Linked DNA regions of Homo sapiens: region 1 is linked to region 2. The links are chromatin loops, found by intact Hi-C in ENCODE. Cell type or tissue: heart right ventricle. All regions are shown on one strand. Each heading gives the region's core, and the rest is flanking DNA. Links, peaks and the distances in the headings are about the cores only. Region 1 overlaps DYRK3 (dual specificity tyrosine phosphorylation regulated kinase 3). Region 2 overlaps MAPKAPK2 (MAPK activated protein kinase 2).

Evidence for each region. Peaks named below come from ENCODE experiments on the same cell type or tissue, not always from the same donor. Only the 100,000 strongest peaks of a DNase experiment are listed, where the experiment ranks them.
Region 1: it touches region 2 in a loop (6-fold over the local background); 23 of 110 quality-filtered maps call a loop at or near these places.

What each region holds. Positions count from the first base shown.
Region 1 is chr1:206,652,174-206,667,966 of GRCh38, reverse strand. It overlaps DYRK3 (dual specificity tyrosine phosphorylation regulated kinase 3), which reads right to left. Exons shown (of 3, transcript NM_003582.4): 3 at 12,809-15,793. Among named protein-coding and RNA genes, the nearest start is that of DYRK3-AS1, 24 kb to the right of the region's middle. In heart right ventricle, for the core only: a CTCF peak has its summit at 9,324 (motif pointing left); DNase peaks (open chromatin) are centred at 8,476, 9,316, 9,627 and 12,226; H3K4me3 peaks cover 1,235 bases; H3K27ac peaks cover 8,000 bases.
Region 2 is chr1:206,715,408-206,731,200 of GRCh38, reverse strand. MAPKAPK2 (MAPK activated protein kinase 2) reads right to left here. Exons shown (of 10, transcript NM_032960.4): 2 at 2,352-2,491; 3 at 2,102-2,166; 4 at 1,726-1,805; 5 at 1,103-1,229; 6 at 438-513; 7 at 1-63. Among named protein-coding and RNA genes, the nearest start is that of MAPKAPK2, 38 kb to the right of the region's middle. RefSeq lists an enhancer at 8,060-8,773. In heart right ventricle, for the core only: CTCF peaks have their summits at 4,735 (motif pointing left), 5,445 (motif pointing left) and 7,143; a DNase peak (open chromatin) is centred at 4,717; H3K4me3 peaks cover 725 bases; H3K27ac peaks cover 6,176 bases.

The DNA.
Region 1 (15,793 bases), core at 4,549-12,548, 67 kb after region 2:
CACCTCCCCACTGTTCCCTTCTCTCCATTCTCATGCCACTGCCCTGCTTCAGGCAATCACCAGCTTCCATCTGGATTATGGCACCAGCCCCCTGATTGCTTCTGGTCTTCCCCTTTCCAATCCCTTCTCCCAATATCACCCCAATAATTTTTTAAAATGCAGATCTGATCATTTGATTCCAGGGGGCTTAAAAATATTTGAATAGCTCTGCAGAGCCTAGAGAAATGGGCCGAACTCCCTAGAGTACATGGGACTCTTCACAGTCTTGACCCCTAAGTCATGAACACTATTTATATAAACTGTAAGTGTTGTGTAGATTAGATTGAGGAGGGGACAAATGGTGACTGGGATATTAGTTAAGAGACTATTCTAAAATACTATTTTAAAATCTCTGCCATCAGATTTGCAGATTTCATAAGCTCATATTGCCCCAAAGCCTTGAATATTCATAGCACCCAATGAATATTTACTGGTTTGAAATTGAAGTGCATTCCTTTCCTCTGGGTTTTAACTTTTCCAACTACTCCACATGGTAGACAGAGTCATATATCCAACAGGGCACAGACCTTAGCCAGCTCACTTAATTTCCACAAATAATGTACTCCATGCCTTTATCTTAGAATTTGGAGGTGAAAACAAATGTGCCAAGTAATTGGAAGGAAGGGGTGGATGAAAGAGGCATTGTGAATGATTGATAATCCTGGCTATTATTAAAACCTGAGTGCCTATGACAAGCACTGTGAACTCTGTCCCAGGGGAATGTGGCCAAGTTCTTGGATTTGGAAATAGTAAAAGACATGATAGTTTCAGTTTAGTGGGTGAGAGAAGCAGCTTGTGCCAGTGATTATGCACTGGAGGCGGGGGTGGGCGGTGAGGGTGAGGGCACGGGAAGAGAGAAAGGGAACATATAATGTGCATAAGAAAACACAAATCCTGCCAGGCGCAGTGGCTCACACCTGTAATCACAGCACTTTGGGAGGCCGAGGTGGATGACCTGAGGTCAGGAGTTCAAGATCAGCCTGGTCAACATGGCGAAACCCCATCTCTACTAAAAAATACAAAAAAATAGCCGGGCACAGTTGCTCACACCTGTAATCCCAGCACTTTGGGAGGCTGAGGCAGGCAGATCACTTGAGGCCAGGAGTTCGAGACCAGCCTGGCCAACATAGTGAATCCCTGTATCTACTAAATATACAAGAGTTAGCTGGGTGTAGTGGCACACACCTGTAGTCCTAGCTACTGGGGAGGCTGAGGTAGAGAATTGCTTGAACCTGTGGCAGAGGTTGCAGTGAGCTGAGATTGCACCACTACACTCCAGCCTGGGCAACAGAGTGAGACTTTGTCCCAAAAAAAAAAAAAAAAAAAAATGAGCTGGGTGTAATGGCGCACACCTGTAATCCCAGCTACTTGGGAGGCTGAGGTGAGAGAATCGCTTGAACCCAGGAGGCGGAGGTTGCAGTGAGCCAAGATGGCACCACTGTACTCCAGCCTGGGTGACAGAGTGAGACTCCATGTCAAAAAAAAAAAAAAGAGAGAGAGAGAGAAAAGAGAAAAGAAAACACAAATCCATCCAATAAAACAGAAATTGAGGAGGCTCAATTTCAAAATACAAAGAAAGTATCATTTCCCTTTCACATTTTAACAGCATTAGAATCCTAACTTGAAAGGGCTAAGGTTAGAGTTCAGAAAATAGGGAGGATTCTCACTCTTAGGAACTGACAATAAGTGAGGCAATAGGAAAAGGAACTGGCATTTAGAAGAGAAAGTCATTTCTGGAGATGCGTCTGTGAGATTTTCTAGTAGATGGAAGGGAGACAGAACTAACATCATGGAGCTTCTACTACTCTAAGGTAAAGTACCTCATGTACATTGCCTCATTCAAACTGCACACCATAAGGTAAGAATTGTTATTCCTATTTTGTGGCTCAACAACAACAAATGAGCCACCTACTTAGTAAGGAATAGGGCCAGCATGTGAACCCAGATCTTTCTGACCCCAAAGTGCATGTCCTTGTCAATTCATTGTGACTATGAGCAGCCATAAAGTTTCTTTTTCCAGGGATGGCAAATCTATCTGTCCAGATTCATTTATCAAACAAATCTTTATTAAGTGCCCATTATACGTCAGGCCCAGAGCTAAGCTATGGGTCGGCTCTGGTTCTGATTTGGGGAGAGACATTCAGGACCCCTGGAGGCACCCCTCTTGCCAAAGAATTCAGCAACTATAGGAAACCGAGGAAGCCCCAGCCCCCTTCTCTGCTGTATTATCTGATTAATTCTCCTGGAGAAGGAGCCAGAACACAGTAGCCACTACTCTTGTGCCCAGTCTAGGGAGACCAGAAGGAGAGAATGCGTGCAGTTGAAAAGATAATTAGCAGTGGCTTAAGTCATAAAGAAGCTAATAGTTTCTTTATGGTTCTTTAATAGTGGCAGCCCAGTACAGCTTCTGTTGGAGATGATGAAAAAGTTCTAGAGACAGATGATGGTGATAGTTGCACAACATCGTTAATGTACTTAATGCCAATGAATTGTACATGTAAAAATCATTAAAATAGTAACTTTCGTGTTGTATTTTGCCACAATAAAAAAATTGAGGTACACCTAGCAAAACTCTTGAAAATAACTTTTAAACACACAGTGCAACATTGCTCCCAAAGAATTGACCTTTCAGACCATTCAGACAACTCACCTCATTTTTGTTTTTAAGCCAGCAGTACAAAAAGAAAAGAAAAGAAGCTATAGCAAAAGCTCCACTAACTGACCTGTGGAAAGAGAGTCACAAGCATGGGCGAAGTATCTCCCTTAGGGAGAACAAGAATTTGTTCTCTGTCTTGTGTCTCACCAACAAAATCCAGCATCTGATAGACAAAGAGTCACAGTGCATAAAAGAAATGTCCGGTAAGATACCTAAAAATAAATGTCAATAATAAGACTGTTAAGTGGCAACAACAACAAATAGGCTCACGACTCCTCCCTATGTCTTTCCAGCCTGAGTGCCGTAATCACCATGTCATCCCGTCCTCCTCTGGCCATCAGCCTAGGCAGCTGGAAAGGTGACTTCCTGACCAGAATGAAAGAATCCTAGCAGCCACGAGGAGCTGAGCCTTGTGGGGTATCTCAGGACCAGGCATGGGTGACAGTGATGCTGGCTTCTGACAGGGAAGATCACCCTAGCCAGCAATGGAACTAACTGGGTCGTGGGACCAGGAAGCATCCCTCTTTCCTTGTCTGTGATTAGTGGTTCACATTGGATCTCACAGCCTCCTTGGGAGGCAGACAGTGCCTCTAGCATCATCTCCAAATTACAGATATGGAAACAGCTAGGCTTAAATAAAGAAATTCAAACTCAGATTCAGGGCACAGCGCCAATGCTTCCTCCACTGTGCCATGTTGATCCATAAAGTTGAAAGCCTCTGGCTAGGGACCATAACTGCAAACAGGAGAAAAAGAAGGAAGCTAGAAAGAAAAGGAATCACCCTGGACTCACACCGCAGGCTCCCAGTCACCTTTCAGAGACTTGGGGGAGAAATTGCAAGACCAAGTGAGGGCCAAGTAAGCTGCCCCTGTGTAATCTTATCCCGATATTCACCACCAGGGGGGGTAGTTGCTCCACATCGGTGGTCTTTCTGCGGCGCTAAGGAGGTATTTGCTAAGGGTGAGAGACCCTCAGGGCTCTAAGGGGTCTTTTTCTCTCTCCCTTGCCCGAGTGCTGCCTGCATTTGCTTAGCACGCGTCACCCTGTTTTAGATAAGGAAGGCATTGCAGAGATCATCTGGTCCCAGGCAGCTGGCAGTTCCCCCTACTCTTAAGAGCTCCAAAAATAGACTCCAGCACCTCAGTTGGCTGCTATCACAAGGCTGCCGGTGTGGTCTGTTGGCTGCCCACAGCCCTGAAACAGGAGCCGGACTAGGGCGGGTGAGCCCCAGGCGACCCTGCATTCGCCCTTGCGGAGGAAGCAGCGGTTCCTCCTGCCCTAGAGACCCTGCACAGCTGCCCCAGCACCTGCTCCCACGGCACCTGCTCCCACCCTTCTGGCCTCCTCACTGGCCATGCCGGCTCCCCTCCGTGCCCAGTGCCTGAAACCCTTGGCTTGCAAGCCCAAAGGCTGCAGCCCCTTCGTCTGCCTCTTGAGCTCCTTATTCTAAGAAGCAGCCTTGGTAGAGGTGAGCCTGGGCTCACAGAACCCCATTTAGCATCTACTCCCGCCTTCTCTTGTCCCCATGCATCTGCTCGTACTTCATTCCACCTGGCATCCTTGGAGGAATGGCTAATTAAATGGAAAAGAGCTGGCCTATTTTTTGGTGTTTTTCAGCTTAGACCTGGGGGAATTGTCACAAAATGTGGAACGAGCCCTGGGGAAACTGACAAGCTCTGGGGTTGGCTGGTTCCTCTAGGATTGGCAGTTCCTGAGTCCCACAGACTGGCTGTTCCACTTAAGGTTTCATCTCATTCTCTCGGTCGTCAAATTTGGGAATGGGGTAAAAACTGGAGGAAGGGGAAATGTCCTCCTGGGTGTTCAACCCACATTGTCCTAGAAGAGGAAATAAGCTCATTTATTTGGCCCCGTTCTTTAGTTGCAAAATCAGGATGGTAACAGATTTCAAATAACAACTGTTCTCTGGAGAAAGATGGGGATGGGGAGGTGAGGAGGTGGGATGTGGGGTGGGGCCCCGAGAGGAGCAGAGGAACAGATCCCTGTCTCAGGTCCTATTGCTTGCATTTGAACAGTGCCATCTCCTCCTAGAAAATTGCCTTTCCAAAAAGAAGCTCATTGTGTCCCTCCCTTGCATTAGAACATCTTTGGTTCCTTATTTGTCTGCTTAACTGGTGAACTCCTTAACTGGAGCTATAATATCCCTTTAAACCATCCCACAGCTTTTCCACTAGACTCAATTACTGCCATCCTAGGCTCTGGCCACCCTTAATTTTTCACCATCCTTTCTCACCTTCTTGCTGTTTCCACACATTTCAAGTCCTCTGCCAGGAATTCCCTCCTCTGCCTAGCAAGTCCTACTCATTAATGGAGTTGCAGTGCAAATATTACCTCTCTGAAGCCTTTTTTTAACACCTCTAGGAATGAGTCACTCTCTCCACTGCATTTTCCCAGAACTTTACTCGTACCTCCATTACACCTCCTACCAAACACACTTTAATCATTTCTACATATCTCTGTTCTGTTAGAATGTGAGTTCATTGAGAAGAAGAGGTGCTCTGAAGAGGTGTAGCCCAAGTTCCCAGTGCCTTTTACTTATGAGGCCGGTGAATTTTTATTGATGGATTGCTTGATTAATTAGGACATCACTCTTGGAGTTGGAAGACAGCTGTCATTCAGAGAACCCAGCAGGAATGACATTTAGGTAAACTGATCCTTCCCAGGTGAGGTGGACATAATATGTGGAGTCACATGGCTACAGTCACATGGGGATCTTTAACCATGCCTATTATGTAAAATCTCAGGGATGGAAGATCTGAAACTTGACCTTGGGGTGGATCATGTTGCTGAATGACATTCTGCTACAGTGAAGGAAAGTACTCCCAGCGCTCTGCTCACCTGTCCTCCAATCCCCTCCTCCACCCCGTCTCACATTCCCACTTCTTCCATGAAGCCTTCCCTGAACACTTCTGCTTCTGTCTCCCAGCTGGACTACCAGGTTGCTGAAAATCCATTTCTGCGTTTTATCCTTGGTACACGGCAAAATGGCTGTGCATGGTTTGTGCTCAAAAAAATGTTTACTGCCGGGTGGGTGCAGTGGCTCACTAATCCCTGCACTTTGGGAGGCCAAGTTGGGAGGATTGCTTGAGGCTAGAAGTTCAAAATCAGCATGAGCAACATAGCAAGACCCCATATCTACCAAAACAAACAAAAAAATTAGCTGGGCATGGTGGTGCGTGCCTGTAGTCTAAAGTAGCTGGGACTACAGGTGCACACCACCATGCCCAGCTAATTTTTGTATTTTTAGTAGAGACGGGGTTTCACCATGTTGGCCAGGATGGTCTCGATCTCTTGACCTTGTGATCCACCCGCCTCAGCCTCCCAAAGTGCTGGGATTACAGGCATGAGCCACTGCGCCTGGCCGTAAAGAAAAAAAAAATTAAAGTTTCTTGATGCTGATGAAATTGCCTGCTTAGGAGCATAGAGATTTGCTATATATACTCTTCGCCCCTCTGGATCCACTCTCCACCCTTCTACACTGTGCTCTGTGTGCCACGAGGATGGCATTTTTTTTTTTTTTTTTTTTTTTTTAGTGATGGGGATCTCACTATGTTGCCCAGGCTGGTCTTGAACTCATGGGCTCAAGTGATCCTCCCACCTTGGCCTCCCAAAGTGCTGGGACCGCAGGTGTGAGCCACCGCACCTGGCCAAGGATGGCATTTTTTGACTATGCCAACCAGACGTGGCTTCCGATTAAGTTAGGCCAATGGGAGGCACAGGAGTAAGATAAGCTGGCACTAGGATGAGGCCAGCACATTTATTCCCGTGATTTCTCCCCACTCTCCAGAGGTTGCAGTGCCTGCCATCCTCTACCAAAAGCCACAGCTTCTGTCAGGCAGGCAGCTCTCTCCTACAACCTCATCCACCGCTATTGCTCGCTAAGATTCCAGCAACCACTCCCTTCCTTCTGCCCCATGTGGCTATCCTGGGTGTACTTCACTGTCCCTTAGTAGTTTCCCGAAACCCTGCCCACATTTTATAAATGGTGTCTTCTTTCGACTACCCAGTTATCCTACCTTGAGGGGGATTAGATACAGTACCCTCAGGAATGTCTCTGACCCCCACATCTAGCTCCATGTTGTCAGGGCTCCCCAGATGCCTGCTTGACATTGGTGCATTGATCCCAACCTGGCTCAGAATCACATTTGTTGATTATATTCCAGGAAGTCAGATGCTTCTGCATATAGCCCAGTTCCACCTTGATTTCTTAAATTTCCCAACCAGAGAAAATGGGCATTTGTCCCCAGTGTTAGGATTAATCTCCATGGAGTCTGGAGTTCCAGAATAGTCCTTGAAATTACAAATTATACTGGTTTCCCTCCCTATATGTCCACTGTTTTTCTAGACCAATTAGATATGTAAACTTGTAGTTGGTTTTTTACAGAGGAGGGACAATTTCTCTCTTGAAAAAATTCTATTGGCCGGGTATGGTGGCTTATGCCTGTAATCCCAGCACTTTGGGAGGCAAAGGCAGGCAGATCACTTGAGGTCAGGAGTTCGAGACCAGCCTGGCCCACATGGTGAAACCCCGTCTCTACTAAAAATACAAAAAATAAGCCAGGCGTGGTGGTGCATGCTTGAATCCCAGCTATTTGGGAGGCTGAGGCAGGAGAATCTTTGAACCCGGGAGGCAGAGGTCACAGTGAGCCAAGATCATACCATTGTACTCCAGCCTGGGCGACAAGAGCACAACTCCATCTCAAAAAAAAAAAAAACAAAAAAAAACTATTATCTAGTTGAGAGCTATTGAATGTGTCCTGCCTGCCCATGCCATGGCCATCGCTCTAGCTCGGGCTCCTGGAGTTCAGGCATCTTGGGGCCTACGACAACTCCTGTTCCCTCCACTCCCCATTCCACAGCACTGTATCATCCCACAGAGCAAGTTTTCTGTCCCTTCAGGATCCCTAGACGCCCCTATCCAGCCAACCCACTGCAATGAACAGGTGTTCTGGGGGTTGCACTGGTCCAACCACAATATATGTGGTACTTTCCTCAGCAACAGGATCTGAGCAAATGAGCCTCTTGACTCAAGGTCCCCCAACATCTCAGGGAACTCAGATCTGAACAGGGAGGTCTTCAGCTTGCTGAATCCTTTAACCTAGTTCTGGAACTTCAGTAAAAAGAAGTGAAACTTCTCCCAGGAGCCTCCCACTGTCTCCTGGCCTAAATTGCCTAGAGGGCCCTGGGAGTGGGATCTGAGACATGCTGCCTAAGGGGAAACTGAGGCCTAGAAAGGAGAAGCAGCCACAGGCCTGAGTCCCAGGAGAGAGGCGTGGGAGGAGGGAGAAGTGTCTGTGTTGCTGGAGATAGGCAGATGCTAGCATTCTGAGCTGGAAGGGGTGGAGGAGGGGGCAGGAATGCATGAAGGGGGTCAAAGCTATGGGAAAGAAAAAGATATGCAATGGTGTGTGTGTGTGTGTGTGTGTGTGTGTGTGTGTGTGTGTGCGCGCGCACGCACCGGGTGGGGTGTGACGGAAACAACGGCTTTGGCCAAATTAAGATTTAGTCCTGGAACTTCTGCCAAGCTTTTTCTCCCTTCCAGTCATCTGCCCTTACCAACGTTAGGCAGTCACAGTGTCCTTACGAACGTTATCACCCTTTCCCAGTGCCCACAGCTGGAGGCTGATAGCTGGAGGCGGACTGGCACTGGGGCAAAGTCCGCCTGTCCGGCTCCCTTCCTGGCCCACTCCCTCCCTGGCCCGAATTGCCCCTGCCCACTGGGCCTCCCTGTCCACCAGGCCCTGTAAAGAAGAGCTGGCACCCTCACCCCACAGCTCCTCATGCCAGGACAGATACCTGAGCTGGGAGATCACCCGACCTCTCTTTTTAACCCGCCTCGGCTCATGTGACGGGCTGGAGTCCAGGCAGACATATGCAGGTCAGGCATCCAGGCAGGCCACACAGCGCTATTTATTTCCTACTGGGTTCTCTTCACGCAGAGCTGGCAGGGTGGGACTTTCTCATTGTATTTAAGCCCCAGCTGGCGCCACAGAACTGCCCCAGCCTCAGCCTTTGCCCCTTTTCCAACCCAGTAGGTAAAAATAAACCCATTTGGCAGCTTTGGGGAGTGGGATGGGGACTGCTGAAAAGGCGCTGTAAACACGGCAGTGGGGGCGGGGTGGGGTTGGTCGCAGCAGGGAGGGGTCATAAACCCTGGCTCTGCTGTGAACTAAAGGGACGGGTGCTTGGTCTCTCCAGCTGGGCACTCTGCCTCCCACTTCTTCAGCTGGGAAGAGCCTGGGCACCATTCATTCGCAATCTCTGAGGCAGAAGGCACTGGAGATAGTGAGTGGTCACTGGTGCTGCGGGGTGGTGGCTAGGGTAGAAAGAAGGGAAACAAAGAGAAGTAAATGGTCATGGCTAGTGAGGGACGCTTCGTCCGAATGGGTCTTTTGAGGAACACTTGGCTAGGACACTAGTTCATGTCTACCATCATATGTATCTCACTGTACTTCAATTCTTAACATGTTTGACCTTCCATTAAATATGTGTGTTATGTTTGAATAGATCCAGCACAGCGCCTGGCCCACCGAGTACACTGGGCATTTACTGAGCGACTGAAGAGAAGGCAGAGAAAGGTGGAGGCGGGGCCTGGCGCCCCCTGGGGGGAGCCCCGTGAAAGTGCAGCCGCAGGGGTTGGGGAGGTAGGACATTTCCCACCCAGGAGGCTCCCGCAGCTGTTCCCTACCAGGTTTCTAACTTTACAACTTCGACTCTGTGGTCTGGGAAATCTCCGCCTTGTGTCTCCCTCCGGCCCCGGCCCAGCTTTCCCAGCGACAGCGGCGCCTCCCCTTCTGAATGTAGTAGAATTTAAGCCTGGGACTAAATAAAGAACAGAGGAAGTCCTCTCTTTGAAATGCAGCTGCCCCAGGCCAGGTTGGGCTAGGAAGGGGTAGCAGTAGAGTGTGTGACACAGCGGTTGGGAAACAGTTGTGACTGCAGGAAGACCCACCACGGAAGCGCCTGCCCCTCATTATTTTAGCAGCATTGAGGGGAAGCACCTGTGGTCCATTGCGCTTCTTGGTCCTCCAAAGAGCTCTGAAGCCTCCTCCCTCTCACTCATGCCACTTTGCCTGGACATCTCGCTGGCATTTTACAGCAACTAGTGACTTCAGTTCCAACGGGAAAAGGGATGAATGAAGAGTGTTTGCTGAGAGGGGAATGGAACCAGGACAATGTGGGACGCTGGCTCAAAAACTCGGGTGAAAGATCTCAGGGATGAGGTTTCTGAATTCATCTCGTGTATTCACCTCAGTCTCAAGTCTCTGGCTGGGATTGTTGGTGGGACAGAAGTAAGCAATGTTGTTTTAGCAACCAGAGAAAACAGCAACGCAGCCAGCTACTTGTTGAGGGAAATGAGGGAATCGGGGAAGAGAAGTGGGGAAGAGAAGTAGGGAAGCCTGGTCTGCTGGTTCCTCCTCCCCTGCAGATCTCAGGATGGCTAATCTGGGATAGAATCAGTTTGATGAGGGAGCAGAAAAAGCCAAACCCCTGATCTGAAATCATGGCAGAGAAACCTGAAGGGTAACCCCATTTCATCTTCAACGTCAGAAACGGAGGGTGGTGAGAGCCAAGTTGCTACTGGATAGCATGTCTTCCATGCCTTTCATTCCTACCATCTTTTCTCCTCCACCTTCAGCTCAGGACACAAGCCCCTTACTCTATACTATGCACAGACTCAGAGAACATTCTCTTCTGAAACTATCTCCCCTCCCCATCCCATTCACTTACAGAGTTACACAAATTTTAAACCAGAACAGAGTGCAGATAACTTGCTGGCAAGTTTTCTCTAAAGCCATGGCCTAGCTTTTGTTAGATTCTAAACATATGGTCAACAATGCTGCTGACGCTCCCTATCCTTGATAAATGCCATTAGGGTGCTTTTTTTGCACACAACAGTTGCTCAAGTCACTGGTGAAAGAATCAATGCACCAACAAAAGCCTATATAGACATGCTTGAGAACAGCAAAAGTGAGTGCAGCTTGGGTCAGGGCTCCACCCTGGGAATGATTAAGAATTCTCTGCAGTGGTTCAGATTGGGTGTCCTGGATCTGCTCCTCAATCAGGAGATCATCAACAGCCAGATTCAAAGGCAGGGCTGGGCAGCCTCTGCAAAACGAGGTCAAATCATGTCCAGGCTCACTCTACTGGAAGGTCAAGGTCAGTCCTTAGCATCTGCACAGACTAGCTGCAGTCACTTTATGTTTCTGCTTTTGGACTGACAAATTCCTTCCTAGAAAGTAAAAAGCAATGGGCAATGCACTAGTAGCCCTCATTGCCATTTTCACTGCCTTTTCTACGCGCTGATAGTTTTTGTCTTAAAAGGCATAAAGAGCCATGGGAGTATCCTGGTTTGTGGTGCCTTTGATCATGGGGTTTTTGTTGTTTTGTTTTGTTTTCGAGACAGAGTCTCCCACTGTTGCCCGGGCTGGAGTGCAACCTCGGCTCACTGCAACCTCCGCCTCCTGGGTTCAAGCGATTCTCCTGCCTCAGCCTCCCGTGTAGCTGGGATTACAGGTGTGTGCCACCACATCCAGCTAATCTTCTGTATTTTTTGTAGAGACAGGGTTTCACTGTGTTGGCCAGGCTGGTCTTGAACTCCTGACCTCAGGTGATCCACCCGCCTCGGCCTCCCAAAGTGCTGGGATTACAGGCTTGAGCCGCCGCACCCGGCCTGATCATGGGTAAATTTTAACAGCGATATTGCAAGCTGAATTTTCTTTTAAATTCTGCCTGCTCTATAATTCCGCTAGCAGCAATTAATGTCTCCAACCTGGAGTTGCTCCATGTGAGTATAGGAAGGTCCATGTCTAGCTTTAGGCTGGGGTCCCATAAGGCAGAAACCCTGTTCAAGAATCCAGGGAAAGCTGAGAACAGTGGCTCATGCCTATAATCCCAGCACTTTGGGAGGCTGAGATGGGCAGATGGCTTGAGGCCAGGAGTTCGAGACCAGCCTGGCCAACGTGGTGAAACCCCATCTTTACAAAAAAAAAAAAAAAAAAAAAATGCACAAGCACACAAAAAATTGGCCAGGCGTGGTGTTTCATGCTTGTAATCCCAACACTTTGGGAGGCCGAGGCGGGTGGATTACCCGTCAGGAGTTCAAAACCAGCCTGGCCAACATGGTGAAACCCCATCCCTATCAAAAATACAAAAAATTAGCTGGGTGTTATGGCGCATGCCTGTGGTCCCAGCTACTTGGGAGGCTGAGGCAGGAGAATCATTTAACCTGGGAGGCAGAGGCTGCAGTGAGCCGAGATCGTGCCACTGCACTCCAGCCTAGGCAACAGAGTGAAACTCCATCTTCAAAATAAAAATAAATACATAAAATTAGCTGGGCATGGTGATACATGCCTGTAGTCCCAGCTACTTGGGAGGCTGCAGTGGGAGGATCACCTGAGGCCAGGGAGGTTAAGGCTGGAGTGAACTGTATTCGTGCCACAACAATCTAGGGGACAACTCAAGGGTGGCGGAAGGCAGTCCCTGTTAGGTATCCAATTAGCTCCTGTTGCCAGGGCAATTGTGGCTCAGGGCCAGATCAGAAGCAGGCTGGAGCAGAGCCCACAACCCCTAAGAACATTGTTTTCCTCTTTCATTTACTCAATTCCCTCAGGCTTTAAAAGTTATCCCACAGACTGGGGTCTGGGCCTAAGAAAAACACCCAAACTTCCCAAATAAACTGTATTCCTTATTGCGTGTCAGGTTTCATCCTTAAGCTGAGCTTGGGCCCCAAGAGGGTAAATGGGAGAGCTGCTGATTCGGGTTTCTGGGAGATGGTTAGCCCTGAGCACTCTACATGTTTTCCCATTTTCCTTCACAGCAAGGCTGGAGCTCACAAACCAGACTGTGAACAGAAGCTCTGGGTACTAAAGGAAGAATACTGGTGGACTCTCTGTAAGGCTGTTTCTCAGGGCAGCCTTTTCCCTTCCCAAGATTTTCTTTCTGTATCATTGTCATCAAGCAAGAGAGGCTGTACCTGCAGCACAGCCCTAATTACCCAGCGACTGGTACTCACCTCCTTCAGAGTACAGCACACAAGTTCCTGCCTGCGACAGTTCTCAGCCTTGGTTTTGAAACAATCAGGATGCTAAAAAATTCTCAAAGCAATTCATTTTTATTTTTTAAAAAACACCCCAAAATAAAAAACCACTGACTCATCCATGCCAAACTGCACTTTCCAGAGGAAGCATGTCAGCAGACTCAAACGGACAATGGACAGAATCCCATGACACCAAAGTCATTCAAACCTGATGCTTCAGAGGCTGACATTCTGAGCTGAAATAGCCACAGGTCACCACTTGGCCTGATGTGGGACTCTCCTTTCTTTTTAGTCTATTCATGTGGTGGCAGAAGATGTGAGACTCTAGTCTCCAGTCAGGGAGGCTTCTCCTGTTATAGAAAAATATTAGAGTCTAGGCTTGACTTAGCGATGGGTGGGCTATATTAAGAATCATACCCTGCTTCTTCAAAGTCTAGACGATGCATTTGTAGTTCTGGCTTCTCTCAGGGGTTGTGGATCTCAGGGACCAGAGAGAGCTTTTAGTCCTTTTATGGATGGGTTCACTGTGACTCTAAAATCTTTTCTCATTGAAATTAGCCAGCATAATTTGACAGACACTCAGAAAAACACCCTAATCATATTAGGCTGAAGGCCAGGTCTGGAAGTAAATTCTTTAAAAGTTTGGGCTTCAGGAAGGATAGGTTGAAGGTGAAAATGGAGTATGTTAAAATGGGGATATTAAAAATATATTTAAAACTAGGAGGCTAATCCCTGGCAGAAGAGAACTCTTCTTTGATTTGCCAATCCCTGGCCTTTTCTTACTCCTTATTTGTACTGACTCCAGGTTTTCCATAGCATGAATGCCTGCCGCTGCTCTACGCATAGTAAGTTATAGCGTTCTACAGATTGGTCATCTAGACCGAAGACACGGAGGAAAACATGTTCTGGCAATTCTACCTGGCTCAAGGTGTAAGTATGTATTTTTAATTCTCAGAGGAGAAAAAGCATTACAGAGGCAGTCTAGAACAATCATTGTCACCTTTCCAACTTCCGTGTTGATGACATCAATAACAGATGGAAAAGAAATAATTAAAAATAAAGGAGAAAGAGTTTTCCATGATTCACCAAAGTAGTAGGAGTATTCTGTCAGGAAAGCTTAGAACCATTTATCAGCTGCTACCTAAAATTTAGCATTTAACTTTAATTATGCCTAGTTACGAATTAAGCAAAACAGAAAGTGTTTTAACATGACCAGCTGCTACAGATTGAAATAGTTTCACAGTAGAAATTTTTATTTTTTTATTGTTCTTTTTTGATTATGCAATAAGCCCCCTTCTTAACAGATTGTCACAAAAACTAAATTGTAATGACATTAGCCAGCTAACCTGTCTGCCCCAACTCCCTTAAACACCAAGGAATAAAGCATACTAATATGGTCATAAGTCAAACTTCCTCTGGGAAAGAAGATCCAGGCTAGACTCTTTCAGAGCCCCTGTGGGGCAGAAGCAGAATCCTTACATCATAGTTAGGTTTTGGTGGTATTCATTTTTTTTTCATTATTATCAAGGTAACTGTATCTAACACTGGACCAGAAGAAAATGTCCTTAATCCTTATCTCATTACCCTTTCCCAAAAAGAAGACATCAGAGATTGTGTGGGTCAACTTAAAAGAAGAGGCGAGCATGCTCCTGGTTCATGGAAGGAAATGAGCTTCCATCATCTGCACATGATCAGCGGGCATCAAAATCTGTTAATTCAGAACAATATGAAGACACACTCCCATTTGAAGCTTACTTTCTAATCTAAGGAGAAATCATGATAGCACATGATGAAAGAGTACATCAATAACTCTGAGGGTAGATGGTAGGATAGAATACTAGAAGATGAGCAGGTATTAGGTGGATTAGCCAATTTTCCATATTGAAAGAAAAAATGAGGCTGGGCACGGTCGCTCACACCTATAATCCCAGCACTTTGAGAGGGTAAGGCACATGGATCACTTGAGCCCAGGAGTTCAAGACCAGCCCGAGCAACATGGTGAAACCCCCTCTCTACAGATATACAAAAAATTAGCCAGGCATGGTAGCACGTGACTGTAGTCCCAGTTACTCTGGAGGTTGAGATGGGAGAATCACCTGAGCCTGGGAGGTTGAGGCTGCAGACAACACTGCGCCACTTCACTCCAGCCTGGACGACAGAGCGAGACTCTGTCTCAAAAAGAAAAAATAAAGAAAAAGAAAAAATGACTTGGGGAATGAAATAAAAATTCTAACCCAACTCTCACCGTGTCAGAAACAACTTGGAAATTAAAATTTGTCAATTTAGAACTCAGTAAGTCACCTAACCTAACCAGTTTGACTGAAATGACTAGAAGAAAAATGGCTAAAGAACAATCCAGTAACTGAGGAAGAGACAGTCTGAATTTCTGTACTAACTCTGATCCAATTCAGTCACTCATTGCTATGGCTGGGCAGGGATCCAAGTGAAACTTTTAACAGTGGCCAATAAGGTGGCATAGAGTTACTGCCTCTAAAAACCACAACTTGTCCCTAAGCTTGAAACCCAACCATAAACTTCCTCAAATCCATGTGGACGAGCACCATGTTTTTAAGCAGCCCACTCTCCTCAAACTTGAATTGGCCTGCAGAAGACAGGTATGCCAACTTCAATGACTCTGCTCTGCATCACTCTCTCGGTTGCCAAATTGAGGCAGAAACATCCATTTGCCTTCCTGTAGCTTTCTAAAATCTGTCTACAGTGTAATGAGTTGTCTATACACTTTCCCTTAGCCCAGTTTCAGTAACCTTGTAGTCCATTCGATACACAGAAATAGAGCACGCACCAACCTCAGCCACAGGCCCCTTTCTCTCCCAAGTTCAGGCACAGTACTGGCTAGAACTCTCACTAAAAACACAAACACCAAAACACAGTGTACATCAGATGCATATGGGGTAGTAATGCTTTTAACAGTTTGCTTACAGGAGCAGTTCTTCAACACTGATAACAACTGGCAAAACAACCTCAACATATGCTCTGCCTAGATAATGCAGGAGATCCTTAAATTTCTCCAAGTTAGAAAA
Region 2 (15,793 bases), core at 678-8,677:
GTCTTCATGCCCGGAGAGATGGCAAGGCCGTGGTTGGAGTAGAAGGGGGGATACCCACACAGCCTGCATCAACAGGAGGAAGGAAGTGGGAGACAGAACAGCTGTCACTTAGTGGCCCTGTACCAGGAACAGGATGAGAAACAGGCTCTTCTCCTTGTAAAGGTCACAGAGAAATCAGGGCTTATTGACACAGGCACAATATACAAAGTCAAGCCCGGGGCCCGGGAATCCAGCATAGCAAGTATCTAAGGCGCACACTTTCCAGCCCATGAGCTGGTTTACACCCGCCACTTAGCTATCGGAACTGAGAGAAGGGGCACGCAGGGGACTCCCCTGTACAAAGGGGAATGCTAACGTCTGCCTCTTCCTCTTGTCCTGGAGAAGTACAGGCCGCCCTGACTCCCTGCCCCACCCAGCCCCCTCCCCAGCACACTCACAGGATGTACATGATGACACCCAGGGACCACATGTCACAGGACTTGTCATACTTCTCTGGACCCAGCACTTCTGGAGCTGCAAATCAAAGGTCAACATGGGTGGGCCGGCCCTCAGAACCCTGTGATCCACTCAGTTTCTCTGTGAAAGATGCTCCCCATCCCAACCTTTCAGCCTATCATGAGGTGGCAGCAGTTGGGGCACAGAAGGAAGAGCCAAAGCCCAGCCCAGGGACTGGAACAGAACATCCTCCTCCATGAGGAACCTGGAACTAGGAGCTTAAGATTCTAAAAATCCTGAACTGCATGAGACTTTCAGGCCCATGCCGTTCATTTAATTTCACAGATGCTCTGAACATGCTTTGAAAGCTTCTTCCATGCCAATCAGCTGTGGCTCCAGAACAAGACCTGGGTCCAGACTCCATGGAGAATCTGATGGAAACCATGGCTCTTCTCAGAAAGATCCCAGCAGATCCTTTCCTACAATTTCTCAACTGTAGCTTCGCTCTGACAAGCCCTACTTCTCAGCAGGTCCCAGCAGAACCAGCACCAGAAGGGGCCATACAGACACAACTCTCCTAGGATTTGCGGCCCCCCAGATAGCCAAGAGGAGGGGCTGAGAAAAGTTCTGGGAAAAGCCTAGGTCCCTGGGCCCCCTGTGGACTTACCCACATAGTACGGTGTATAACAAGGAGTGGTCAAAGAGTTGTGGCTGGTGGTTTCCTTGGCAAAGCCAAAGTCAGTGAGTTTCAGGATGGCGTTGGGCCTTTTGGAGGTGTATAAGAGATTCTCAGGCTACAGAAAGAGAGACAGAAAAATAGCAACCCTGCTGGACCTGGGAGGGGCTATCAGAAACGAAAAGGATCCTGGTTCCTCCCTTCCTCTACTCATCCAGCAACCATTTGCCTATCCTGGGCACTGCCCACCACGAGGAGTGGCAGCTCTCTATGGGCAGGTGCCTGCCTCTGCAGGGTTTCCAGAGTGCCTGGAGATAACAGACTGACACACAGAACCCGCAGTAAACACCACAGGAACAGAGAAACCAAGAGTGTGACTGAGGGGTTCTGCCTGAGGAGAACCACAGGGCTGAGTGGGGCCAGAGAATGCTTCACTACTGGGTTTAGGGGTTTGCCCATGGGCAGAGAGGGCAAGGCCCTACAAGGCAGAGAATGGCATGCTCAGGAACCAGGCAGCAAGGACGCAGGGTGGCCTGGCAACCATCTCTGGGGTGGCCACAGCCCCTTTGTTGCCCCCCACAGCACTCGGGCTCAGGGTTATGAACAGCTGGCACCTTGACATCCCGATGGGCAATGTTGATTGAATGCAGATACTGGATGGCCTCACCGATGCTCTTCATGATTTCGGATGCTTCTGTAGAGGGGAGGGAAGAGTGAGTGGGAAAGAAAGTCACAAAGACACATCATTAGGCTTGAAAACCCAGTGCACCGGGTCCCACCTCTGTGCAGCCTGAGGCTCCCCACAGCCACCACCCACCCCAGAAACAAAGCCACCAGGAGCTTCCCTGGTCAGCTGAGGCACCCCTTGCAGCATGCTGGAGGGGGCAGCAGCCTCAGCACCCTTCCCCAAGAGCAGGCACTGCAAAGGCCCCCTTCAGACCCCCACTGCCCTGCCTGCCTGCACGTGCTCCCACAACAGACCCTTTCTACCTCTTTCTGTGAATGCCTGGTCTCCTCGATCCTGGATTCGGCTAAAGAGTTCTCCACCGTCCAAACTGAAATGAAGCCACAGTGAGATCCAGAGAACACAACAGCCCGCCGCCACTCTCCACTGCCCCCCAAAAAATCAAGTGTTTACATTCCAGGCTTCAGGCCCATCCCTGGGCTGTCCTCAGAGGGTAAGGTGCCTGAGTGAGGAGTGGGAACAGGCTGGGCCGGGACTAGAACAGTGGCTGCTTACCATTCCATGACAATCAGCAGGCACTTCCTCCCTGCGTACAGATTCTCGTACACATCCACGATCCGTACGATGTGCGGGCACTGGGAGGCCCGCCAGTGCAGCTCCACCTCCCTGCGGGCCTTGGGGCAGTCCTGAAGCATCTGCAGGCCAAACAGCTTTCTGAGTAACTGCGCTGTCACATGGGCCTGCTCTAAGCCCCTGGCCCACATGCCCTGACATCGCCACCGACATACCACAAACCCCCCACTCCTGCTGGCCCCCCCCACCAGCCCCCTTGGCACATTTCCTGAGGCCTCTGCAGTTCCTTATCTGCTCTATATGAAATCTCATGATGACTCTCTTGGGGCCTTGACAGCTACACTGAGATCAGCCCTCAGGCCATTCGGTCCAGCTTAGACCTGTCTCCAGCTTAGGCCATAAAGTCTACTGTGGAAGGCAGGCAGCACTCAGGTACTGGGAAGCAGGGGGTGAAGGGGCTTCGGGGAGAAAGGCAGACTGAGAAAAACCAATACAGTATTGGAAAGGGGGCTAGAGAGAAGAGAGACTCCAGAGTCCATAGGAAAAGGCCCCTCAGCAATTACTCAGACCCAGCACAACAAATCCAGAGCAATATTCTCTCTACCTCTGTAGTTGACTTCAACCTGGCAACAGATGGCCTTGGAAGTCAGCCGGATGCCAGTATGAATCCAGTTATTACTAGATTTCCAAGCTTGAGCAAGTTACTTAACTCGTCGAACCTCACTGATGCCCCTTCTTCTCCCTGGACCAATTGGCTAGGGGTATTAAAGGAGGCTGGCTTCTCACCAGCCTCAGGGGTTCAATCTTGACCTGTCTAAGCCAGTCTCATTAATTCCAGTCCCTTTGCTAGTGACTGGCTTGGGAACAAGCCTACAACTCAACTGGCCAAGAGCCTTGTAAGAAATCTGCTGCCGGGCACGGTGGCTCGTGCCTGTAATCCCAGCACTTTGGGAGGCCGAGGCAGGCAGATCACGAGGTCAGGAGATCAAGACCATCCTGGCTAACACGGTGAAACCCCGTCCCTACTAACAATACAAAAAAAATTAGCCAGGCATGGTGGCAGGCGACTGTAGCCCCAGCTACTCAGGAGGCTGAGGCAGGAGAATGGCGTGAACCCTGAGAGGTGGAGCTTGCAGCGAGCCGAGATCACGCCACTGCACTCCAGCCTGGGCAACAGAGCGAGACTCCATCTCAAAAAAAAAAGAAATCTGCTAAGAGGCTTCTTAAAGGGAGCACAAGAAATGTACATCATCTCTCCTGCATATGGCACCTGGGACCATGACAGTCACATTATTACCAGTAAGGGGGGCCTAAGAGGATAAACCAATGCACTGAGGAAGGCAACCAGGAGAAATGGCAATCACCTGGATCCTCGCTGCCATCACCAGGGATCCCTCAGTACTTCTTTTTGACAAGATAATAAACTCTTCTTACTGTTTAAGCTGCTTTTCATGAAATTGTCTATTGCTTGGAGCCAAAAGCATCCTGATCTACCCTTCCTTTGTAAAGTGGGGATGGATAATGGCTTCTGTTTCACAGATTTGTTGTGAGGATTAAATGAAATATTTCCACAAAGCACCTCACAGAGTATCTGACATGCACTCACTAATAGCTGTCATTTTTATCACCAATTGTCTAAGTGCAAGCGCAGGTGCCAAAATAATTAAGACAAGGACACTCACAGATTTAGCATCTTCATGGGAAGTCAAGATGAGCCCTACACAGTCCACACTCCAACTGCTTTGGACATTCAGAGGGCTGGGGTGTCCAAGAGACATGCTGGGAAGGAAATGGACAGGCAGAGGGAAGGCATGAAGGCAGAGGGAAACGTGGGAAGCAGGTGCTGACTGACCGAGATGGAGTGGAGCTGGGGTGATACAGCAGGGAGGCCTAAGAACCTGCTGGAAAGTGTCTGAAGCTTGCAAATAAGATCAGATGGCCATGATGGAGCCAGCTTGCAGAGGGAAGGGAAGGACAAATGAGCATTTCCAACAAGAATGCTGGCATACATTTATGCTATGGCCCATGATATGTTGGGTTTTTCCTAACTGTACATTTGCCATTTTACAGGATGGGGAAGCTGAGGCTCAGAGAAGTAGCATGCCCAAGGCTAAGTTTCTGAGAAAAGGCAGAGCCAAGGTTGGAATCCAGGCCTGGTAGACTCCAAAGACCAAGTCTTTCCACCACACCACCCAGCTTTTAGAGGAGGCTGGAAGCCAAGATTTCTCAGACTGACTTTGCAGAGGCAATTCCCCAAACAGGTGACTAGAAGGAATCAATGACTAGATAACTCGGTCTCTCCCATGGAGTAACAGGTGGCCGGAGCCAATAGTTGCAGGAGGCAAGGTTCCCAGGAGGTCACACTGCCACCTTGTGGCCATATGAGGACACCTCATGGGTCTTGAGTTCTGCCACTTTCAACTTCATTAGGGTTTGTTTGTTTCTGAGACAGGGTCTCGCTCTGTTGCCCAGGCTGGAGTGCAGTGGCACAATCTTGGCTCACTGTAACCTCCGCCTCCCGGGTTCAAACAATTCTCCCACTTCAGCCTCCTGAGTAGCTGGGATTACAGGTGTGAGCCACCACGTCTGGCTAATTTTTTGGTATTTTTAGTAGAGACCGGGTTTCGCCATGTTGGCCAGGCTGGTCTCGAACTCCTGGTCTCAAGTGATACCCCACCTTGGCCTCCCAATGTGCTGGGATTACAGGTGTGAGCCACCATGCCCAGCCTTCAACTTCATTCATTTGGATGTACCAGGAAAAAAGTTTACTTTCCCATGCTCTAAGGGGAGCAAGAGAAGGCACTGGCCAATTTCCTTTGTATATAATTCAATCCAGCAAGCATTTACTGAGCTCCTACTATGGGCCATGCATTGCACTGAATGTCAAAACCAAATAGAGCAGTCCTGATCTGGAAAAGCCTAGGCTAGTGGGGGGCAGAAGAAGATATGAGGGGAGACACAGAAAATCCTTAAAATCCAGTGAGATTACATGCTGTAAGAGTGCTAAATTCAAAGGGTTCAGGAGGAACAAGGTTTCCAGAGCAGCCAAGCAGAAAGAACCTCGATCGCCCCCTACAGGCACACAGGAACTGGAGCCCAGAGGAGAAGAATCAAAGTTGTCAGATTTACTCAGAAGCAATGCCTGGTTGTAGAGTTACAATCAGGGAAGACTTGGCCCAGTCTGAAATTTGTCAATTTCTTCTTGCACAGCCTCACAGAGAGGTCTACCTTTCAGAGCCTGTGCCACATGCATTTAGGAGCGATGATACCTGCCTAGCCTCCCCCTCATAGAAACATTATGAGCATCTAATGAAATAATACCTCTAAAAGTGCTTTATTATCAGAAAGGCATTCATCACTGTCAACCAGTACCATTAATGCCACAGTACAGGGGGGTTCCTCCGTCACCACTGAGTTGAGCTTGGAGCATGTGGATGTAACCAGCACAAGTTATCACCAAGATTGTAGGCTGGGTTTCTGTCTTCAGCCCAGTGACGACCACCAGGACATCTGCCAACCAGAGCTGTGCTAAGTGAGGATGCACCAAGATCCAAATCTAAATGCATGCTCCTTAGCACCCCCTGAATTCCAAGCGCTCACTGCAACTTCCGCACTTTCTGCCCTGAACACGTTAGGAGTGCGTGGCACAAGGCAAAGGAGAGTTTGTGCAAGAAGGGCTAGGTTCACATCACACTTCCAGACTTGCACAAACTCTCTACCCATTAGAGGAGACGGATGTAGCACAGTGAACCTAGGCTTTGCAATCGCATGCATTTTGAATCCCAGTTCTGCACTTCCTAGCTTGTGTCATGCAAGCCCACCTATCTTTCTGGAAAGGGTTTCCTCATCTGTAAAATTAGATTCAACTTCGTGAAATAATATCCTTGAAGGTGCTTCAGAAACTCTATATAGGGTAGTTTCCACTTTGAAAAAATTTACCATTTTGCATATTTATGCCTTATCTGCCCAACCTAACTGAGTTTCTAATGGGCAAGATCTAATTTGATTTCTGTTTACTCCCTCCCCTCTTCCTTCCCTCACCTAGTGGTTAGGAACTTCTGAGCTAACACCCCCTCATTCTGTTGCTTCTTCTCCCTACTAAACTCTCTCCCCCAGTGACTGAGGGTGAGCTGTCCTTTCCATCCTGAAATAAATTGGAAAAGGTAGTATTTTAAATTTCTTAGAGAAACTTAGCAAGAATTTCCCATGAAGACTGGTCATTGCACATCCTGCATTTGTATTCCAGAACTTAAATTAAATTTAACAAAAAAAAAAAAAAAAAGGACTGGTCATTGACATCCATCCAGGCACATGTTTATCAGAAATCCCTGACTGGATAAGAAAATCAACCCAAGCAATGAAAGCCCTTCAGATGGGCGAGGCAGGCTGGCTGACGTCCTGGGGGCACAGCCCTGAAGTGCCAAAGTGGCTCTGTGGACAAGTGTGGAGCGCAGAAGGCCTGGAGAGAGGAAACCAAGAATGTGCTAATCTGGAGTACAGGGCTAAGTAAAGAACAGCAGGGGAGGTGGCCTGCACTCCAAGCCAAAGAAGAGACAGGGAAGGAAAGCAGGACTCCTAGGGCACTGCCAGAGGCCACCAGCAGAGCGAGGCGGCAGGTCCACCCAGAAGCCAAGGCCCCTGCTCCTTGGGCATGGGCATGGCCATGGGCAGTGAAGGCCAACAGGCCCTGAACCATGCTCTGAGGACTGGAGACTAGAAGAAGGAAGGGTCTTCCCACTAAAAAGCCATAGATCATTAGTCAAAGAATGCCTGGAGGAATTGTGAAATATTTTAAGCCCAAACTAAGCCCCGGTCCAACATTGTGACTCACCTCAGCCCCACAGTTTGTGCCTGAAATTCTCTTACACGTAGAAAAGGTTAATGATTGCGTGTGCTCAGCTGCAACGCCACAGGCAAGGCCCCCTGCCAACTGTGGCAGGGGCAGGGGCCCAAGCCACAGAGCGCATTGCCTGGGAAGGAAGCTCTAGGACAGCGGCAGTGAGGGAGCTGCGGGAGCTGCCTAAATACAGTCCCATGCCTCTCTGTCTCTTCCAGCACCTGAGGGGAAGAAGGACAGGACCCCTCCCCCTATTCAAGGTATGCATGGTTCCCCTCATCTCCTCCTGCAAGTCTGCCATTGTGGAGCCACGTGGAAAGACTCAGGAGTGGTCAGCATTAGAAGCCTGGCTGAGCCAGAGGACAGGAAAGCAGCCGGCACCCAGGGCCTGATGTGCCACTCGTCAGCAAGGTGGACATGAAGACAAGACTGGGAAGGAGCAGGCCCCAGGCCCTCAGGAGGACCCCCTTCACAAGCGCCACTGCTCACTAGCTATGTGAACTGGGAAAAGTTTCCAACCCCTTTGTGCCTTGGTTCCCTTACCCATTAATAGGACAGTAATAGTCCCCACCTCATGGGCTTGCTATACAAGATGAGTTAATAGATGTGCATGATGTAAATAACTAAGAATAACGCTTGGCACGTAATAAGTACTGCATCCGTGTTTGCTATTATTATTCTGCTCCCCACTCCCCATGTGTTGGAGTCCCACTGGGGGGGGCAACTGGGATTCCATTACACCCATTTCAATGAAGGTGTTATTAATAGCTCTGGGCACTGGACAGACGGGGGACCCCAGGACACGGGGAGGAAAGCAGGCTGTGGCATCCCAGCCCTGTACACTCCCTCACTACACCACCTAAGCTGGGCGCATGTAATGAGAGAAGGAAGACATCCCTCCCCAAGACAGACTCTGATTCAGCGCCAAGAGCGATGCAAAAGGCTGATTCTGGCACCAAGTGTGTTGTGGGTGTGTGGTGCGGTATGTGTTGGCAAATAAGACCTCCTCTTCACTCCCAGGAGGCAGCTGGGGGTCGGGGGAAAGCCACGTGTGTCACACACTAACCCACCGTGCCTCCAGGCCAGGGCCACCCACTCTGGTTCCCGGACCACCGGCGCCTCTGCTGCACCACATGGAGGATGGCTGGCCCGGGTGCTCTGAGGGGTGTAAAGGAAAGAGGACTCGGGAGGGCAGCTGCTGCAGGTGAGCCTCAGCAACCTCTTAGCAAGGTGCTGGAGCAGGCTGCAGGCCGAGGGGGGCTGGCAGTGCTCTGTGCTAAATGGCTGCTAAGTACTGTTGGCCCTTGAACAACCCAGGTTTGAACTGCGTGGATCCATTTATACAGGGATTTTCTTCCACTTCTGCCAGCCCTGCAGCAGCAAGACCAACCCTTCCTCTTCCTCCTCCTCTTCCTCAGCCTACTCAAAGTGATTTTCTTAACGATGCTTATTTTCTTTAGCTTATTTTATTCAAGAATAAAGATATAATACACGCAACAGACAAAATATGTGTTAATCAACTATGTAATCAGTAAGGCTTCGGGTCAACAGTAGGCTATTATTTAATAGTAGTTCTAGGGGAATCAAAAGTTTTCTTTTGTTTCTTTGTTTTTTTTTGTTTTTGTTTTTGTTTTTGAGACAGAGTCTCGCCCTGTTGCCCAGGCTGGAGTGCAGTGGCACGATCTCCGCTCACTGCAAGCTCCGCTTCCCGGGTTCACGCCATTCTCCTGCCTCAGCTTCCCGAGTAGCTGGGACCATAGGTGCCCACCACCACGCCTGGCTAATTTTTTCTATTTTTAGTAGGGACGGGGTTTCACCGTGTTAGCCAGGATGGTCTCGATCTCCTGACCTCGTGATCCGCCCGCCTCGGCCTCCCAAAGTGCTGGGATTACAGGCATGAGCCACCGTGCCTGGCCTTTTTTTTTTTTTGAAATAGAGTTTCACTCTCATTACCCAGGCTGGAGTGCAATGGTGCGATCTCGGCTCACCGCAACCTCCACCTCCCGGGTTCAAGTGATTCTCCTGCCTCTGCCTCCCGAGTAGCTGGGATTACAGGCGTGTGCCACCATGCCCGGCTAATTTTGTATTTTTAGTAGAGACAGGGTTTCTCCATGTTGGTCACGCTGGTCTCAAACTCCTAATCTCAGGTGATCTGCCCAACTCAGATCAAAAGTTTTATGTGAATTGACTGCCCAACCTTTGCATTGTTCAAGGGTCCACTGTGCTTCAAATGGGTCATCTCACCCACTTCACCCCCACCCTGGGAGGAAACATCCTATTTTATAAATGAGAAAACTCACTGAGTCATTAGTTCACGACCTTTTGGCCAGTTGTCCCTGGCAGGGCTGGAGTTTGAACCCTGCTCTGGCTGCTCCTAAAGCCTCCTTTCCACCACCCCACAGTAAGGCAAAGAGTTCAAAATCTGCCCAAGACTGTCCACAACAGCAACAGCCAGAAATGGAGGCTGAAAATGCCTTAAAGTGCAAACCCTTTGATGTTAAAATTCTACTTTTAGAATTTCATCCTCAGGTATTAATCATAGACGTATCTTTAAGAAAATATACATCTCAAGAGTTATTTACCTTTACTAGAAATAGCTAACAAACTTATTAGTCTACTTTGCATTGCTATTAAGAAATACCTGAGACTGGGTAATCTGTAAAGAAAAGATATAACTGGCTTATAGTTCTGCAGCTGGTACAAGCTTGGCACTAGTATCTGCTTTTGGTGAGGCCTCAGGAAGCTTACAATCATGGTGGAAGGTGAAGGGGGAGCAGGGATGTCACATGGCAAGAGCAGGAGCAACAGGGGTGGGGTGCCACCCACTTTTAAACAACCAGATCTCCTAAGAACTCACTATCTTAAGAACAGCACCAAGCCATTCACGAGGGACCTACCCCCATGGCCCAAACACCTCCCACCAGGCCCCACCTCCCACACTGGGGATTACACTTCAACATGAGATTTGGGAGAAACAAACATCCAAACTATATCACAAACTTAAGGCCCAGAGATAAGTAACAGAGGTTGTTTTATGTAAAAGTGAGTTTAGCTACACAATCTACAGCCACTGAAATGGTGTTTCAGATGAATATTAAATGGGGAAATGTGGATTCCTGAGTGTCTACTAGATTCTCAGGTATCATCACTGTCATTGTCTAGAATACTATCCTATTTTTTCTTCTGCATCCCAAATCCCAATGTGTACTTTCTTTAAATTTCATTATCAAAACATGTCTGATGGTAACTGAAAGTTACAAACCCTTATGTACAGCATAAACTCAGTGCTCTATGGATATTTATTGGATCTGTATATAAAAAAAATAAAGGCATAGGGGCTGGCCATAGTGGCTCACATCTATAACCCCAGCACTTTGGGAGGCCAAGGGGGGCAGATTACTTGAAGTCAGAAGTTCATGACCAGCCTGGCCAACATGCTGAAAGCCTGTCTCTATCAAAAAATACAAAAAAATTAGCCAGGCATGGTGGCACGCACCTGTAAGCAATCCCAGCTACTTGGGAGGCTGAGGTGGGAAAATCACTTGAACCCAGGAAGCGGAGGTTGTAGTGAGCCTGCACTCCAGCCTGGGCAACAGAGTGAGACTCTGTCTCAAAAACAAAACAAAACAAAACAAAACAAAAACAATAAAGGCATTAAGACTCAATGAGTTGTTAATGGTAATGATCTCTGAAAGACAGAATCACAGATTTAATTTCCTTTATTATGTCTGTATTTTCTAGGTGATTTACAATTAGTATATGTTACTTTTTAAAGAGACAAGCTTAGCTCTCTAAATTTTAGTCAGAGGGCAGCCATCCACGTCTCAGGCCCTATGGCCATGGAGCATATCTCTGGGGCTTCCGGAAACTCTGCCAGGTGGAAGATCTGGAGCCAGAGAGGGACACAGGAGGAGACACATGAGCACTTGATCCCATCCTAACAGAATGGATCACTCAGTGAAACCCCGGAGTGCCTAGCATGTGCCACACACTGGTTTAGAGGATGCCAAGGGTATAATAGAGAACATGACAAATAAGCCCCGTGACCGCCACAGAACTTAACATTTTAGTGCAGGAGGTACACCAAAAACAAGCTCAAAGAAAATAGTTTTAATTATACACTGTGATTTGTGCTGCAAAGGAAAGAAATAAGATGCTGCCACAAAAGCAGCAATGGTTTAAGGGAGAATCCTTCTCATCTCTCAAAATTACAGACAGCTGCTTATAGGCTGGAGCAAGATGTCACACTTCTCAATTAGCCCAGCTTGGAAGCATAAGAGGTGGCAGATAGAGCAATCTTGGCTGAACTACTGACGTTCCTCTACATTGATTGGGGAAGAGAGTATGTCCTCCTTTCAGAGCCTCTGCAAAGCTCAATGAGGAGTGACGATGGTTCTCCCCTAGAACCATGATCTAAACATAAATCTAACAACAGGTTTTAAAAGCCTTAGAAGGTTGATGAGATAAAGATATCACACAGACCCTTCACGTGGGTGCACACATTCCCAAACATTTGGTTGGGAGGCAAAAGCAAGTCTCTATTTGTTATTAATGTTCATTAATATGATGGGGAAAAGTCCCTACCCAAAACAAAGCTAAAACTTACAACGGGGAATCCCAGTACCAAAAGCCTTAAAACAACCACGCGTCACTGCCCAGAAGATGGGGCCTGGCTCGACTGCGGGCCACTGTGCCTGTCGGCCCCCTCTCCAGAGCTGTCACAGGCAGTCACAAAAGCCTAGGGCTCAACAAAAAGTCAAGAGGCCTAAAAATCGCACTGTAGATGACAAATCTTTAAAATATTTCCAACACATGATGGATAAAAGGCTAACTTAACTCAGGCAAATCAATTGTTGAAGATCAACAACCTAATATAAAAATGGCCAAACGATAAGAACAGGCAGTTCAAAGCAAGAGAAACACAGATGGCTGAATGGAAGACACTCAGTGTAGCTCAAAGAGAAATGTTTATAAAAAAGATGATAATTTCACCAGACTGGCAAAAAAAAAATTTTAATGTTTGACCAAAATAAAACTCCCAGGTTTATGCAAAGATCTGGGGAGAAAAGGCACTCTCTTACACATTCAGTTGGTAGAGAAATAAACTAGTATTTTTGGGGAGGTATTTGGCCATGTCTATCAAAATTGTAAATGTTCAAACCTTGGACCCAGTAATTACCCAGCAAGAAACCATCCTACACATTATATTCATAAAGCATTTTAATGGCAAAAAAACTGGTAATAACCTAAATGCCTACCAATAAGAGGGTGGTCAGATAAATGAAATGACAGCAAATCCATACAATGGAAAACGTGCGGTGTCGTAGAAGAAAGAGGCAGCTCCCCATCCACGGCGACGGGGAGAGCAGGATGCTATTAAATGGGAAAGCAGATAAGGACCAAGATGATATAATACTTTGGCTTTATCTTTAACATCCTATTTTTTTTTTTTTTTTTTTTTTGAGATGGAGTCTTGCTCTGTCGCCCAGGCTGGAGCTGCAGTGGCATGATCTTGGCTCACTGCAAGCTCTGCCTCCCGGGTTCACGTCATTCTCCTGCCTCAGCCTCCCAAGTAGCTGGGACTACAGGCGCCCACCACCATGCCTGGCTAATTTTTTGTATTTTTTAGTAGAGACAGGGTTTCACCATGTTATTCAGGATGGGCTCGATCTCCTGACCTCGTGATCTGCCCGCCTCGGCCTCCCAAAGTGCTGGGATTACAGGCGTAAGCCACAGCGCCCGGGCAACATCCTAATTTTTTAAACAGAACTGCTTCCACCTTACTTAAGTAGCTTTTAAAGTATATTCATAAAGACAAGAAGCAAACACACCTAAAAGTTAATTAGTGGTTAATTATAAGTGGTAGTAATATGGATGACATTTTCTTCTTTTGCATATTTTTTAAATTTTCAAAAACAAAAAAGTACTGAACAGAATATATAGCATAATCCCATTTCTATAGTTTTGTTGTTATTGTTTTGTTTTTTAGGGAAGAGGGGAGAGGATATATGAAATTGTAGATGTTTAAGTTTTTTTCTGGAGGAATTTACCTCCCCTGCAAAAAAAAGGTAGCAGTGTTGACTACTGGGGAATAGGTACTAGAGAGAGGCGTGTATTTTTTTTTCTTTCTGTTTTATATCTCTATGTATTGTTTGAACCTTTACCATCTGAATGAAATTTTTTAAAAAAAATTAAGTAAAAGGGTTTGGGTTCTGAGGTGCAGTATGATTCAGGTCTTATATTTGAACCCCTGGCCTGAGACAGTGACAGAGATGTGCCCCAAATGTAGGCCAACCTTCCTGCTAGAGGCAGGAGAGCACAGATGAGAAATTTCACACTGGCCACAGGAGGAAGAGAGGCCTTGCATAACTCTAGGTCAGAGGCCACACTTGACCAGGCCTGGCATCTTCCCAGAGGATGTAACCCTAAGAATTGATAAGGAGCGAGCAGAGGCCCCAAAGCCCCAAACCACTGCTGCAAGCCACTTCTGACTTATATGGACATGAACACTGCACACAGCAGTGATGTCAACCACACAGGAGTCTTGGGTAGGAAACTGAAAGATGGGGACAGAGATATTTCTTCTGTTTCTTCCAGCAAATGGCACTGAAAGAGAAAGAGGAATTTTCATTTCAACCGCATCAATTATGTACCAGGTGCACTTTATATATAGCAAATATTGCTATATTTAAGCTTCCTAGCAGCCCTACAGAACAGGATCCATTGCTGACTCCATCGTACAGGTGCGGCAACCAAGGCCCAAGGAAGTATTAATAATTTGCCCAAGGCCACATGGCTAGTAGGTAATAAAGCCAGGACTCAGACCCAATTCAGATCTAACCTTTTATTCACAGCAAAGGAGGCTTTGACAAATAAACCCTGAGCTGGTAATATTAGTTTACCGCTGGCCTCTCTCGTCCCCTCCTAAGTGACTCGTCTTTGCTCTGTTCACAGGCCTGCCCTATTCGCATCAGGCCTGGGGCCAGAGCCCAGTAGAGAAGAGTCACAATAAACACTTACCAATTAAATGGGCAGACTGTACACCAGAACAAGATACAAGGCATCTTTCCCTAGGAGACCAGGCAGACAGTGGTAGGAAGGAAACACCCTAAATGTTCCAAGTTGGCTTTAAGCTAAAATCCAAGTGGCAAGAAGAGAAAGATCATGTTCTTAGTAGTATCTAGGTATCTAGTATCTACTTTAAAAAATCCACAGAGATGGACAAACTAGCAAGAGAAAGTAAGACGGAAGGAGGTCAGGAACACTGCGCCTCTGGCCTAAGCAGCCCCCATGCATACGACCCTGTGCGGCTGCCAAAGCAAATCTAAAATTTTACTTTGAAGCGACAAAAGCAATCTCACCTTCATCACCCCAGCTGAGCAGAATGAGACTCACAGCAACGTATACCTGAGTCCACAGATCTCACAGGGGGTGGAGGAGAGTTGACAGAGAATGTGGAGGAAGAGAAGGATCCTACAAATCAAGAGGGCGGCCCACACACACACATCCCCCACCCAGTACACAATTCCACACGCCTAAGACTGGAGACAACTGGGTGAGGAGAGAAGGAAAAAGAACCGGAAGATAGATGATTGTTATGGTGACACACAGCAGACTACATGGCCAGGGAGAAGACAGGAACCACTCTTTCCTACACAGTGAGAGAAATGGCCCAGACACAAGAGTGAGTTCAAGCCACCAACACAAACACAAGGTCACTGTGAGAGAGAAGTCGAGGTCATGCCTTCTGCTACGAGCAGGGCACCTGATAAATAAATTCTCACTCTACATTACCTCTCACACAGCTGAAGATACAAGGAAGGGAACTATTACCCTGAACTTACTTCTGGCCAGGAAGAAAAACCTAGTAAATTATGTTTAAAAAAAAAAAAAATACTTCAGCTAGCAAAAACAATAATAACAAGAACACCACATTGGGAGGAAGTAAGCTTGTCAATTCAGAGTTCAAAGGAGGGAAATTAAAAAAAAAAAAACTGAGACAAAAACAGTTGTTTAGCCTAGACTTCAAAAAAACCAATATTCAGGTCAGGCGCAGTGGATCACACTGAAATCCCAGCACTTTGGGAGGCTGAGGCAGGAGGATGGCTTGATGACTAAGAGGATACAAAAAGGAGAAGGAGGAGTTCAAGACCAGCCTGGGCAACACAGGGAGACCCCGTCTCTATGAATAATTTAAAAAATTAGCAGGGCATGGTGGCACTAGCCTGTGGCCCCAGCTACTCAGGAGGCTGAGGCAGGAAGATCACTGAGCCCAGGAGGTCAAGGCTGCAGTGAGCCAATGATCGTACCACTGCACTTCAGCCTGGGCAACAGAGTGAGACCCTATCTCAAAAAAAAAAAAAAAGAAAGAAAGAAAAAGAAAAAAAAAACCAATATTTAGATGTTGAGACCAAGGAGTATGATGGGCAGAGATCCCAAAAGGGAATGCATTTTGAAAGACAAGGTCCAAGTCTCTAAAAAGTGAATTCTGATCATCTAAAACACAATAATCGCTTAAAGAAGAAACCAGGAGGAGGCAGCCACAAATGTCAGGGAGAAGTGAAGAGCTGAGACAGTAAAGGATGTG